2 separate regions of the Mus musculus genome follow, and region 1 is linked to region 2. A link is a loop called in an ENCODE intact Hi-C map of the cell type or tissue named here. Cell type or tissue: gastrocnemius. All regions are shown on one strand. Links, peaks and the distances in the headings refer to the core of each region. The heading gives the core; the rest is flanking DNA. Region 1 overlaps Clybl (citrate lyase beta like). Region 2 overlaps Pcca (propionyl-Coenzyme A carboxylase, alpha polypeptide).

What was found. A loop is a pair of places that touch in the nucleus more often than their neighbours do. Peaks named below come from ENCODE experiments on the same cell type or tissue, not always from the same donor. Only the 100,000 strongest peaks of a DNase experiment are listed, where the experiment ranks them.
Region 1: a loop joins it to region 2, with 4 times the contacts of the local background. A loop is called at or near these places in 8 of 42 quality-filtered maps.

What each region holds. Positions count from the first base shown.
Region 1 is chr14:122,189,840-122,192,760 of GRCm38, reverse strand. The region is part of intron 1 of Clybl (citrate lyase beta like); the gene reads right to left. Among named protein-coding and RNA genes, the nearest start is that of Clybl, 9.6 kb to the right of the region's middle. In gastrocnemius, for the core only: a CTCF peak has its summit at 1,660 (motif pointing left); DNase peaks (open chromatin) are centred at 1,659 and 2,636.
Region 2 is chr14:122,874,907-122,877,827 of GRCm38, reverse strand. Pcca (propionyl-Coenzyme A carboxylase, alpha polypeptide) reads right to left here. Exons shown (of 24, transcript NM_144844.2): 22 at 924-1,064. Among named protein-coding and RNA genes, the nearest start is that of Gm46488, 35 kb to the left of the region's middle. In gastrocnemius, for the core only: a CTCF peak has its summit at 1,450 (motif pointing right); DNase peaks (open chromatin) are centred at 899, 1,439, 2,035 and 2,648; H3K27ac peaks cover 743 bases.

The DNA of each region.
Region 1 (2,921 bases), core at 319-2,818, 690 kb after region 2:
CAGTGCACTATTCAGCCACAAAAAAGAAATACTGGTACATATTATAGCAAAAATGAACCCCAAAACAAAACAACAATGCTCTCAGCCTGCTGTGGTGCAAAGACCAAATCCAGATGACAAGTGTGTCACTTTTTTTTTTTTTTTAATGTGCATTTGTGTTTTGCCTGCATGTGTGTTGGGTCTCCTGGAACTGGAGTTAGGCAGCTGTGAGCTACCATGTGAGTGTTGAGAAGTGAACCTGGGTCAACTGGAAGAGCAGCTAATGCTCTTAACCACTGAGCCATCTCTCTAAACCCTGATGTGTCACATTCTTTTTTTTTTTTTTTTTTAAAGATTTATTTATTATTATATGTAAGTACACTGTAGCTGTCTTCAGACACACCAGAAGAGGGAGTCAGATCTTGTTACAGATGGTTGTGAGCCACCATGTGGTTGCTGGGATTTGAACTCTGGACCTTCGGAAGAGCAGTCGGGTGCTCTTACCCACTGAGCCATCTCACCAGCCCCGATGTGTCACATTCTTAATTTTTTTTAATTAATTTTTTTTTTTTAATTTTGAGACAGGGTCTTTCTGTGTAGCCCTGGCTGTCCTGGAGCATACTACATAGACCAGGCTGGCTTCAAACTCAGAGATCTGCTACCTCTGCCTCCTGAGAACTAAGATTAAAGGCATGAATCACCACTCCTGGCCTGATTTTCCTATCTTTTAACTGAGTATGTATTTATGTGTGCATGTGTGTGTTTGTTGGTATACACACATACTCATCTACTGAGATCAGATGTGTGTGTGTGTGTGTGTGCGCGTGCGCATCTCCGTGTATGTGTTGATATGGACACAGGAGTGTCCACCAAGGTCAGAGGTGTGGTGTGTGTGTATGCATATGTATATTGACATGCACACAGGAGTGTCCATGAAGGTCAGAGATGTATGTGTGTATACATGTGCATATGTGTGTGTGTGTGTGTGTGTGCATGTGTACATGTATGTATGTTTGTTGGTTGGTATGCACACATGATGTGTCCACTGAGGTCAGAGAGAACTGAGATTTCAGGACTGCAACACCATGCTGAGTCTCTACAGAGCTGGAAATCAAACCCAGGCTTTGGTCAGGCCAGGTACCACCCCACCAACTCGATTCCAGACCAGCAAGGCCTTTCCTGACAAAGCAACAGAATAAGCAGGCCACATTCCTGGTGTTGGGAATATTTGTTGTGGCCTGGAGGGAGGTCGAACAGACAATCAAGAAATAAACACCTGATACTTCTGGGAGAAGAAGTGATGGGGAGAGCCAGGCTGCATGAGGAGAGGATACAGAGGCAGCTGCTGAGGGTGCTGGGCTGCCATGCTTTGTCACAGGGACGCCAGGAAGACCTCCCTGATTGGTGACATCTGACCTGAGATCTAAGGAGCGAAATGCCCCAGGCTGGCACAGGCAGCCCAGGGCAACAAGAGGGAAGGTCACAGGTATCCAGAGTACAGTGCAACTTAAGTCTACTATCAACTTCTAAACGGACTATTTATAGGGCAGTGTAGACTAGTGTCTCTCATTTGTCTTAAAGAACAAACAGGAAAACATGCCCACCTATCCTAAGAAAAACAGCCTGTTTGTGAGGGCTGTCCACGACTGCAGAGATCGGCTATATCTCTGTGGCTAGAGCGCCCTCTAGTGTCTCAGGGATGAGCTACATTTGGCATTGGGGCTGCATGCTTCCTTTTTTTACGTTAAACTTTTATTTTGGACCCAACTTAGCCTTCTCCAAAGGCCACTGTGAGATTAGATAATAAGGCAAGAGAAGTTTACATGCCTCTACATAAGCCCCCATTCCTTCTAATCAATGTGTATGTGACAATGTTTTAATTATATGCATACAAATAAATACATTTAAATCTTTCAAAAGCTCTATAGATGGGCTCATGTTAAAGGGGAAAGAGGCCATTTTAGAAATATAGAACGGTTTTATTTTGTTGTTTGATTCTAAGACAGGATCCCACGTGACCCAAGCTTGCCTCTAGCTTGCTATTAACTAAGGCTGATCTTGAACTTCTGATCCTCCTTCACCAACCCCCAAAGGTAAGTTACCTCTGACCCCTACATGAGCTGTGTCATCAGCACCTGTCCACACACTCTCACACAAAAACATACAAACAAATAAGAATTGTAACTTGCCAGGTATGGTGGTGCACATCTCTAATCCTAGTACTCAGGAGGCAGGGGATCTCTGAGTTTGAGGCCAGCCTGGTCTAGAAGACAGCCAGAGCTACAGTGTGAGACTGTCTCAAACAAACAAACAAACAAACAAACAAAAAACAAAACAAAGAACTATAATTTTCAGAAAATGAAGAAATTGAATGTGGCACTCGTGAAGGGGAAGGGGCAGAGGTATAATGAAGGCTTTGTTCTCATTTATATTTTGCAGTATTGGAAGGTTGTATCAATCAGTATCTGAAGGGTTCTGCGGCTACTTGCAGAACACCAGCCATTCTCAGCGGCTGCCACCAGCTCCCACATGCTTATAAAAACCACAGGGACATTGGTTCTCAGCTCTTTATTATTAACCTCTGTGGATCTCAGAAGCCTAGCTAGGAGAAAGACATGGTCTCCCCGGTAGTAGGTCAGAGTGCCAGCTGAGGCCGACTGCCAGAGAACAGGGTTCTTTGTACTCCTGGCACTACCAGCTCTGTAGCCCACATTCCGTGCCTGTTTTACCAAGTATGGGACCTGCAAATACTGAGGAAGAGGTGCAGGCAGGCTCTACAAGGCAGCCTGCAGTCCAGAATGTGACCAACCGGTCCTTCTGGAAGATGATTTGACAGCAAGCTCCAAAAGGCTGCAAAAGCCATAGGCTTTGAACCTGCAAGTTCACAAGTCAAGAGCTGCCTCCAGGGATCCCCCAGAAGGCAGAGAGGGAGATCGACCCCT
Region 2 (2,921 bases), core at 335-2,834:
AACTAATGAACAATCCAACTTGATCATTCTTATTCTGTATTTTTCTAGAAGCCAATGTCCCCTCCATGGATTTTTCTAAGTGTTAACATGATGCTCTATCTGTATTAATAAAAAAAAAAATCAGGTGCTATCTCAACATAATGATTATAGAAAATTAGGCAAAGTCCAGTGGCTTCAGTCAGATTCACAGTAGAATTAGCACATAGCCCATGAAAGTGGTTCCACAAGTACTTAAGGGCCTCTGGGAATCTCCCAGTTGCATTTTCAACCATTTTTTACTTTTGCTTCTAAGCAGCTGATTGAAGAAAAAGAAAGAGAAAGAGAAAAAGAAAAAGAAAGATGTATGTATCCTACACATTTGTCCACAGCAAGTTATGGGACTGAGCAGATAAGGGATATAATATAGCTCTGCTATTAAAAAGTCAAGAATAAAGCTTCCAGTTATGAATTTCACTTTCCACCTTACAACAGTGGGCTGATTTTGAACAGATTATAGGATTAAGGCTTCCTTAATTTTCCTCCCCAGTTAGACATTTAGTTCAGAAATCCTGCAACTAGAAACCCCTGTCAGGGTTAATATGTTCTGGCATGAATTCCTCAAGCATGCTTCATATCTAGAGGGCCAGGGAATAAGGAACAATGCAAAGTAAATGTAAATTTTACAAATTTGAGAAAGAAGAGAATGTCTGTCCTCATTTCTATTCCACGCCCCTACACCCCCACCCCTACACACACACAAGTTGGGAGGAGGCACTGTCACCCACACAACTCAGATGTGAAGTAGGTATACAGAGTGAATGCACACCTGTACCATGAGCGTCCTGTGGGTTAGAAGAGGCCACTGGGAGCGTGCTCCTGTCGGTGCCATTGTTCTGTAGGGGAAGTCTGAGCCCAGCATATCCCTCACACAGAAGTACTCTTACCATGTCTCCAGGCTTGACAGAAACGGCCACCACCACTCCAGGCATCGGGGAGCACAGAGTGCTGCTGGTGTCCTTGGGCACTTTTTCAAGCATGAATTTGTTCAGCTCTGCAGCAAGCTTGGTTAAAATGTGCACTTTGTACTTGAAAGAGAAAAAGCACAACAGAGGTCAAATGACGAATATCATCTAAAACAGCACTTATTCAAAATCTGCTTTTAGCTTTAAACTAAAATTACAATAATATCCTTTAAAGTCAAACATTCTAAAACCCTCCACATAACATTATTCATAACGGAGACAGGTTTTTTAAAGGAATTACTCATGATTAATTAGTGATATATAAAAAAGTATCACAGATCTTTAAGAAAACCATCTCAGAACTTTGTAAAGGAAAACAGTAAGGATTTTGCTTGAGGAACACTGCCGAGTGAGTGAGAGATCGAGCAGTGCAAAGCAGAGGAACCAGATCCTTTGAGTCCCTCAGCCTCAGGGAAAAGGCAGTGACACCGAGTGCATACCAGTAGATGGCAGCAGATTGCTGTCGCACGCCTCCCACACCTCTGAAGCAGCTACACCATGTAGATTATTAAATAGAGACAAAGGCTTCAGTGTTCATTTTGAGAAAAGAAGAGAAAAGTCCTTAACGTTCAAATATTTCTCAGTGACATAAAATGTTATATTCACATCAAAATGTTTTTCCTTTTAGGCACATTACCATGTAGCCTTTTCTCATATGACAAGCCAGCTAGTAGAAAGACAAGATGTAATGAGAATATCTTTTGGGCCGAGATATGATAGCACCAAGATTTGTAAAACACGGAAAATGCCAGGCACATCAGTTTTCATGGCATAGCAAAGGTGGATGGCCAACAAGTCAATCTTAACATTTCTAATACAGACAATACCTACTGGACAGGAAACATCCCAGATAAATATATGAACCACGATTCGCTCTACCCAAACAGAAAATAAAACGCTTTGAGGTAGGGAATTGGTTTCTGGTTCCCACCAGATCCGGTCTCTCTGGGGAGGACAGAAGCAGCACCCACTGGGCAGCTCCATTTTGTTGGAGGAAAGCTGCTGTAACTCAAAGCCTCCTGTGGGCATCATGCTGGCAGGGAGGCCGAGGCAGAATCTGATTCCCACTTTGATTCTGCCTGGGGACAGTGGCACTCTCCAAGTGGCTCTTTACAGGGCCTATTTAAAGCAGGTGGGGGAGGCCCCACAGAAGAGCTTTGATAGCCTAGGTTCCAAGCAGATTTTCGACACTGTGACAGGTTGAATAATAACATCTTCTGGGTGTTTCTTTACTCCTGAGTGTGTGTTTTGCAATCAAGACATAGAAATGTCTGCCAGTTCCTGAAGGATATGATCCTTAAGTGAAATTACAGCACAAATAAAAGCTTTTTGCTCCTATTAAAATTCATCTGAGTCATAAATGACAAGGGAAAAGCAGGCTGCTGTCAGTCTGACGACACCCTGGGCAGAGGGACTACGCATCACCCATGAATTGTACTTCCAAGGCCCTCATTAAATCCTTGGGAACCAAGGGGGGACATAATTGGGCCAAATTGCACAGTTTTAGTATCTGTGCTCTATCTCCCTTGGAACAGAAAGTCCGGCAGCACTAGAGGCTCGTGTGTACCGGGCAGTAAGTCCAGCAGCACTAGAGGTACGTGTGCATCAGGCGGGTTTCATTTCTAGCAGCATCACTAGGGTGTCACTACTACGTGACCAGCTGGCATTCTGCCCCAGGGATTAGTTTTCACTGTAGCATTCAGATCTATTTTCCCCCTGGTTTTCTTTAACTTCAAAATATGAATTTAGGAAAAGTATATACTGAGAATACAATTTAACAGCTTTTCACCACAGCAAATAGGCTTAAGAACCAATACTTCAGCTATCTCACAACTAAGCCTCAATGTGAACAAAGCTAAGGCTGTCTTCAGACCATTTCTCCTGAGAGGCCCAGATCCTGACAAAAAACTGGGTCCCTTA